Linked DNA regions of Mus musculus: regions 1 and 3 are each linked to region 2. Evidence: chromatin loops called from intact Hi-C (ENCODE). Cell type or tissue: gastrocnemius. All regions are shown on one strand. Region 1 has its middle 44 kb from the start of Apln. Region 2 overlaps Xpnpep2 (X-prolyl aminopeptidase (aminopeptidase P) 2, membrane-bound). Region 3 has its middle 15 kb from the start of Apln.

Region 1 (2,500 bases), 130 kb after region 2:
CCATACCAGTTCACACCCCACACACTATTTAAGGCTTCTCTCCCCATATTCTATCTAGGATTAAAAAAAAACCCTTAGTTTTTATTTTGTATGTATGGGTATTTACCTGCCTTTCTGCATGTGTACCGTATGCATTCCTAGTACCCGTGGAGTCTAGAGGAAGGTGTTGGATCCCTTGTAGCTGGGGTTACATAGGTGGCTGTGAACTGCCACATTGGTACCTGGTTTTCGGTAAGAACAGAGAGTGCTCTCACCACTGAGCCATGTTGCTAGCCCCAAGATTTGTTTTGTAATAGCCCCTCTAACTGGGTTGAGATGGAATCTCAAAACCAGTTTTAATTTGCACGTTCCTGATAGCTAAGGATGCGGGATACTTGTAAAACATATTTATTGGTCATTTGTATTTCTTGTTTTGAGAATTGGCTATTCATTAGTTCATTAGTGCGCATATTAATTGAGGTGAATTTGAGGGGGTTGGTGTTTACTTTATACATGCTAGATAGCCATCCCCTGTTGTCTAATGGATAGTTGGCAAAGACTTTCTCCAATCCTGACTCTGGTGATTGTTTCTTAATTTTATGCAACCCAGTTTGTCAGTTCTCCGTATTGAGTCCTGGACTATTAGTGCCCCTTAACGAAAGTCGATGCCCAAGTCCCTGTCTTTTACCTATGCTTTCCTATAGCAGTTTCAAAGTTCCAGGTCTTACGTTAAGGCCTTTTATCCACTTTGAACTTTTGTTTGTATTAGGGTGAAGGATGAGAATCTAATTTCATTCTTTTACATGTGTGACCTAGTTTCCCCAGGACCATTTGTTGAAGAAGTTGACTTTTTTTTTCCTAGTGTATGGTTTTGACACCCTTGTCAAAAATCTGGTAGCTTATAGGTGCTTTGGTTTATTTCGGGGCCAGTCTTCTGTTCTAATCCTTTGGTCTATATGTCTTTTGTTGTGTGCCAGTGGTGGTGGTTGCTGGATGGATGAGTTTGAGTTCTTCCAGTTACTGGTATATGTAAAAGCAAAGAAGCACATTTGGAGGAGTATAGGGCATTTGGTCTGTTGGGGGCATAATGTGGATTCAGGGTAACAGAATGAGATGAAGACGAGGGCCAGGAGGCATTAAGGCAGAGATAGGTCTTGTGTGTCCCGTGAGAAGCTTGGACTTGATTCCTGGGTGAGCAGGGATTTCATGGTGTTGAGTAGTAGTGACAATGGCCATGTCTGAATGTCTGTAAGTTCCTTTTGGCTGCTTTGTAAGGGATGCTGGGCTGTGAAGCTGGTCTGGTTGCTAGGTTTAGAAACAAAACAAATGGGAAAAAAAGAGAAACAAACAAAATGAAACACAGATGGTCCAGTTACATTTGAACTTTACAGAGAGAATGCTTTAAGTGTGTGACCCAAATGTAGTACAAGGTAGAAACTGATTCTATGTACCTGAGATTCAAATTCAACTAGGTGGCTTGTACTCTGTCTGTCATCCCAGTCTTAGATTTATCACAGAGAGATGATGGTTAGTGGCTTGGGCTATGATGGAGAGAGAGAGTTGAATAGAAGTGGGAAAGAACTTGGAATGACAAGGATGTGGGATCATGAAAGAGAAGGAGGTGTCAAACATGACAGTGTCCACTTTTGTCCCTTGGCAGCCTGCTGGTAAAGAGCCTAAGGTGAGATCCTTTGACTCAGCCATGCCTGGGGAAGGTGCTCCAGGCTGAATTGCTCAAACCCTTCCAAATCACTAGCCTTCTTCCACGGCTCACCTTACAAACAAAGCTACTTGTGACCAAACCCCTTCCACTCAGAGAACTGACATGGGACTGTCACAGTGTGGTTCCTCAGGATGGACATGCAGTCCCTCCAGGTGTCTAGGCTGGCCACCACAACAGATGACTGCCCAGTTCTCCAATACATTCCTGTCCCTTCTAGAGTCACAAGAAGTCAAAAAGAACCATGGATCTCCTCCACAGAGGAGATTGGGAGAATGTACCAAGAAGCAATTCTTGAGACTCAAAGAATGGGAAGTGAGAGAAAACCAGGTGGCATCAGGGGACCTTGTGGGCTGGCACTTTTGACTGGTCTCATTACCAGGGTTGTTAGGAATAAGCCAGGTTTAGCAATTTGTCTTCAATAGGCCAACTGAACAAATAAGGAATAGTGAAAATTTGCAAGAGAAAAGGGTTTTACATATGTATTCAATGCACAAGTCCTTAAAAAAAAAAAAAAAAGTCTGAGCCAGGCAGTGGTGGTGCACGCCTTTAATCCCAGCACCGGGGAGGCAGAGGCAGGCAGATTTCTGAGTTCAAGGCCAGCCTGGTCTACAGAGTGAGTTCCAGGACAGCCAGGGCTACACAGAGAACCCGTGTCATGAAACCTCCCCCAACCCCTGCAAAATAATAAAACCAGAAAAGGACAGAAAGGCCTGGTGCCTATGCCTCCCCATGTTCATCTTCTGGGTACTGTCAAGTAGATTTAAATAGAGGACTAGAGATATGGATAACTAAGCAATG
Region 2 (2,500 bases):
AAAAACAAAAACAAACACCACCACCACTACCAACAACAAAACCCTCCAAAAAACCACCAACCAAAAAAAAAAAAAAAACAAAAAAACGAAAAACAAAACAAAAACAAAAACCCAAGTCAATAAAACTATTTCTGAAAAAAAAAACAACCATAAAAATTTCACAGAAAGAGTTTCTAACAGAAACTGTGCTTTCCTTGAACCCTAAAGACCCCAGAAGCACTCAAGCACTCCCCAAATCCCTGCTTTTTGGGAACAAAAGCCATTCTCAGACCTATTAATTTCAAGGAGATTTCGAATGGCAAAGGAGTCCCTCCCTTGACTACCCACAGTCCTGAAGGCCCCAAACCTTAAATGTTGACTCAAAGCTCAGAACATTCCCTTCCCAACCCAGGTCCCCTCTACTCACAACCATGACCCCTGGTCACAAGCACTGTAGAAACTTCTTTGTTCTGAAGTACCTGTAATGGGCCAGGGCGGCATTCAGGCCACTAGCAGAGATGGTTTCAAAACTGGGTCCAGAGGAGAAGTTTTCATTCCTAGGCAAGGCAAGGTAAGGAATGGGCAGAGAATGGCGCACGGACTAGGCTGTGACTAGGATATGTCGCACAGCAAATGCCCAGCTGCCTTCACCCCAACCTGACTCCATTTACCTCTCCCTGCCCCACCTCTGCCAGCTTTGTCCTGTCACATATACAGAGAACACTCATGCACAGAGAAGGATAGATTATGGACACCAATTCTTGACCTTTGCCTCTACTTTCCTTACGGGAGAGAAGAAAGGCAATTCCCTGTATCTGAGAAACATCCCACCCATGTGCTATGTCTTGCACCTCAAACATAGATGCTATGCAAGCTGCCTCAAGAAGCCTTCTTTCTACTGGAAGCTCCTAAGAGTCCCAGGGGCCCCCTGGCCTAAGCAGGCCTTTCCCAGGGAGAAGGAGCTGTGTCTGAGGCGTTCGCTAGGGGGTGCTGTTGGGTTGTCCCCACTTTCAGCAGGGCTGGAGAATATCCTCCAACACCCCAAGCACCGCTCCCAGACCACCCACGAACCTGTCAATCTCACTTCCAAATACAAGCATGATCTTTATTCTTCCTAAGGGGACTAATTACTCCTCACTTCCCCACCCCCGCACCAAAAGATAATAAGTCCAGTACCGTCGTAACTCATCAATGTATTCTGCCCCAGAAAACTCATCCACCGTGCCTTTGGGCACGTTCTTCTCCAACCAGACCAAGTACTGGATCACAGCCACAGCGTCCCGCACCTGAAGCCGGAAGAGTGACTAAGGCTGGCCGAAATGGCAGCCTCCTCGCTTAGGGAAGACGATCAGATAGCTGCCCTGCAACTGAGTGCTTTAAAAACATGACAATTTTACTGGCTACTGGATAGCAAAAGGATTCTCATTAATGTTTATATCTAATCAGAGTGTGCTCATGTTTTTAAAAGCCTTCTTATCTTTAGAAATACTCACTGAAGCAGTGACAGTTGAAATGATAGAATATGTGGGATACGCTTTAAAATAATCCAGCAGCAAGGGGTGGGACAGGAGGGTCATGCTCGGGGGTGTGGGTGGGGTGTGGGTGGTGTTACAGATGAAACAGCTTTGGGCAAGACTTGATTATTGAAGCTGGGTAATGGTGACAGGGAATCTTAGGATATTTTCTGTTCTGTAGTGTATGTTATTATTATTTTTTTAAGAAAAAAATATTTTATCCTAATGTCTAAAAAGTGAGTCATCCTCTTGCCAGGCAGGAAATTGTTACATCTAACACTTATTTAATACAGGCAGTGTTCAAAGCAATGCAATCACCACATGTGATATCTACATATCTATATAAATATAGAGATATTTGTTGTTTCTTGCTTTTTTTTTTTAGAGTCTTCCTTAAGCATTTTCTGTCTAGGAGGCTAACCCATGAAGCAGACCTCCCAAAGGGCCATATGGACTTACGTGGCTGCTCTTCAAAAGGGCCTGCTCCTTGCTGTTCTTCACAGCCTTGATTAACATCACTGGGGAGTAGGTGTCTGTCACGAGTTTCTCCTGTTGAGAACAGGGACCGAAAGATGCACTAGATGCACTGTCCAAGATAAGCAGTGCTTACAAAGGACATAGAGCAAGTCCCACTGGGGCGAGACTGTAAGACTTGCTGATCTCTTTGACCAGGCCCTCTCCTTTGGCTATTTTCTGGATAGGCAGGACTTTCCTACTTTTCTGCCTATGGGTTTCCTTGGTGAGCACTGTCCTGGTACCAGCAGTCAGGCCTGGCATGCTAGAGTCCACAGGTTGTTCTAGCAGTCAAAGTTTCTTATACATATCAGAGAGGTTACCAGCCCCCAGGCATATACTTTGTCAGCCAACAGACTTCACAAGTGCTATATCCTTGAAGTCTGCAACACTCCTGTAAGTGTTCAACTTCATTACCATTTTAAAGAAACAGAGATCTAGACTGACTGAGCTACTTGTCCAAGGTCACTGCACGACCCTTTAGAAAAAGAGCT
Region 3 (2,500 bases), 100 kb after region 2:
ATTAGAGCGCGTCTCATGAGCCATGCACAGAGCGCCACCTGCTTTGACTTAGTCTCCATCACAGTCCCATCCTGTAGCAGAGAAGACAGAGGCATTGAAAAGCTAAGTCACCCACTCGTTTGAGGGTCTCGCATGGTATGTGCAAGAGAACTCAGAGGATCGAGGTGGTATTGGAATCTTTCTGGGCCTCAGTTTTATCCTTTCTGAAATGAAAATCATAGTCCTTTGCAGGCCGGGAGTATACCTCAGTGGTGGAGTATATGCTTAGCATATATTAGGTCCAGGATTCCACGCCCCTCAAAACTGGGAATCTTTTTGGGGGGGGGTTGAGACAGGGTTTCTCTGTGTAGTCCTAGCTGTCCTGAAACTCACTCTGTAGACCAGGCTGGCCTCGAACTCAGAAATCCACCTGCCTCTGCCTCCCAAGTGCTGGGATTAAAGGCGTGCGCTACCATTGCCGGGCCAAAACTGGGAATCTTAACATTTTTCAAATGTATATTGAGTGCCTATGATGTACCACATTCCTTATGAGTTAGAGGGATATAAATGCTCAGGGCTTCTAGGCAGTTTTTCTGGGGACCATGGGGATGTTGGAGGAGGCTTGGGAGATGGGACCTCAGGAATGAGTCTGGAACAAGAAGGAGGGAGGCCTTTGTAGAAGAAGCCCAGAGCTCCTGTAGAAACACTGAGGCAGGAAGGGGAAGACATGACTTCTTCTTAAAGCCATTTTACAAAGAGGAGAGGTTGTGAGAGGCTGTGTGACTTGCCCAATGAGAGATTCCATTGAACTCCTATAGGGACTCCTGCCCTAGACTGGGAAGGTAGAGTACTTGATGATAGCTAAGACATTGTCTTCTGGCAATCTGCTCAAATGCTCTTATCAATTTTACCAATTGCTTAGGAAAGGTAGTGCCCCTCCCCTTACAGAAGTGGGTGGTTGAGTGCACCTGGGCCAACTTTCAGGCTGGCAGGATACTCTGCAAGCTTCTAAATTCTGCAATCCTAGCCAAAGGTTCAGCTCTTCTATCTCCAGTACGCTTGCTCAGTTTTGGGGGGAGAAATGTAGCATGAGAGGCTTCCCCCTGCTGGCGACGTGTGGGAACTGCAGAGAGTTTTTCCCCTTCTCGGAGCTCCGCACCTGCTAGTGAGCTTTTGCATGGCTACTCTGCTGTTTGCTTCAGATGGGATGCTTCTTCCAGTGAACTCTGTGTTCCCACTGGTCTCTCCCCTATCAGTTTTCTGTTACCCTCAAGTGCCAGAGGGAAGTTTCATCACTTCTGCAGGCAATAGCAGTAACATAACATTATTGTATGTGTTCCTGGAAGATCTCTCCGAGTGTGTCTAGTCTCTGGTCTCCTCTTTGCCCCTGTCTGCACTGGTGAAGTTGTATAGGGTGTTTCTGCCCAGAGAACACTCTGATTAATGGACATTGCTGTGCCGTGACGGTTATCCAGTATTTTCAAGGTGTTACTCCGGATACTCCACACTCCCAGCTACAGATGTTCATCTAAACCCAGAGCTTTAGGAGGCCACGGGCATCACTCCTGTTTCCAAGCCTCTTCTAAGTGGCTAAAAATGTCGTCCCAATTCCGGATTCTCCGCTGGGGTGTCCGCAGCGCCACCTGGAGAAGTCAAGTCAAAGTCCATAACGGGAAGGGGAAACAGTGGAACCAGGACCAAATGCTGTGGTTCCCTCTCTTTCGTGTACCAGGGTGCCGCTGACCTACGGCTGGGAGTCACGCTTACCCTCAGGGCATCCACGCATAGGGCAGGAAGGGGAAGGCAGAGCCCAGGTTGGGGGAACCTGTTTGGTTCGAAGTGAGTGGCGAGGGTCCAGAGGGTCTGGAGGAGAGAACTTCCTCCAGAGATTAGGCGCATGGCTTTCCCTGCTGCGATCCTTAATGAAGAGCCGCTCCTTGCTTGTTCATACTGGTTTATTTGATGATGGATGTGAATGCATACACTTTATTTAGGGTGAACCAGGGGTTAAATACCTTTTGCGGAAAGGAATGTCCAGGAAGAGCTCATTGGCTGAACGTTGGGGGGCTACCTAGATACCCCAATAGCATAGAGAACTCCTGGTGTTTATGCTACTTGATCTGTGGTCCTCAGTGGGGTGTTGTGGGGTGTTCTAGAGCAGGTAGAGGCAGGTAGGGAATGGCTCCACTCCCGCTGTTCTCATTTCTGAGAGTCCAGGGATTTGAGCTCATTTAACCTTATCGTTCTTCTGCCTGTCTGGCTACAAGGTCCCACATATCCTACATAAAAATACTAGCCCACCTTGCCCAATCTCAGCAAGCAAAATCCCCTGGTGAGGTCATTAGCTGAGTTGAGTATCTGAGCCACTACATTGGGACTGAAATGTCAGATCAGAGTCTAATGAATCCCCGAACCTGACTCAAAGGGAAACTGGATGTGACCAGAATGACGGGAGCTCAGGAAAAGCCCATTCAGTTTCTAGAAATGAGCTTCAAGTAAGAGCTCATTGCAAAGAGTCGCT

The links. Peaks named below come from ENCODE experiments on the same cell type or tissue, not always from the same donor. Only the 100,000 strongest peaks of a DNase experiment are listed, where the experiment ranks them.
Region 1: a loop joins it to region 2, with 11 times the contacts of the local background. A loop is called at or near these places in 12 of 42 quality-filtered maps.
Region 3: a loop joins it to region 2, with 8 times the contacts of the local background. A loop is called at or near these places in 12 of 42 quality-filtered maps.

The regions. Positions count from the first base shown.
Region 1 is chrX:47,989,111-47,991,610 of GRCm38, reverse strand. No RefSeq gene overlaps it. Among named protein-coding and RNA genes, the nearest start is that of Apln, 44 kb to the left of the region's middle. In gastrocnemius, no CTCF peak of the experiment used is centred here; no DNase peak of the experiment used is centred here.
Region 2 is chrX:48,123,381-48,125,880 of GRCm38, reverse strand. Xpnpep2 (X-prolyl aminopeptidase (aminopeptidase P) 2, membrane-bound) reads right to left here. Exons shown (of 21, transcript NM_133213.2): 11 at 1,953-2,042; 12 at 1,156-1,265; 13 at 459-536. Among named protein-coding and RNA genes, the nearest start is that of Xpnpep2, 16 kb to the right of the region's middle. In gastrocnemius, a CTCF peak has its summit at 961; a DNase peak (open chromatin) is centred at 981; H3K4me3 peaks cover 422 bases; H3K27ac peaks cover 311 bases.
Region 3 is chrX:48,018,710-48,021,209 of GRCm38, reverse strand. No RefSeq gene overlaps it. Among named protein-coding and RNA genes, the nearest start is that of Apln, 15 kb to the left of the region's middle. In gastrocnemius, a CTCF peak has its summit at 1,086 (motif pointing left); a DNase peak (open chromatin) is centred at 1,087.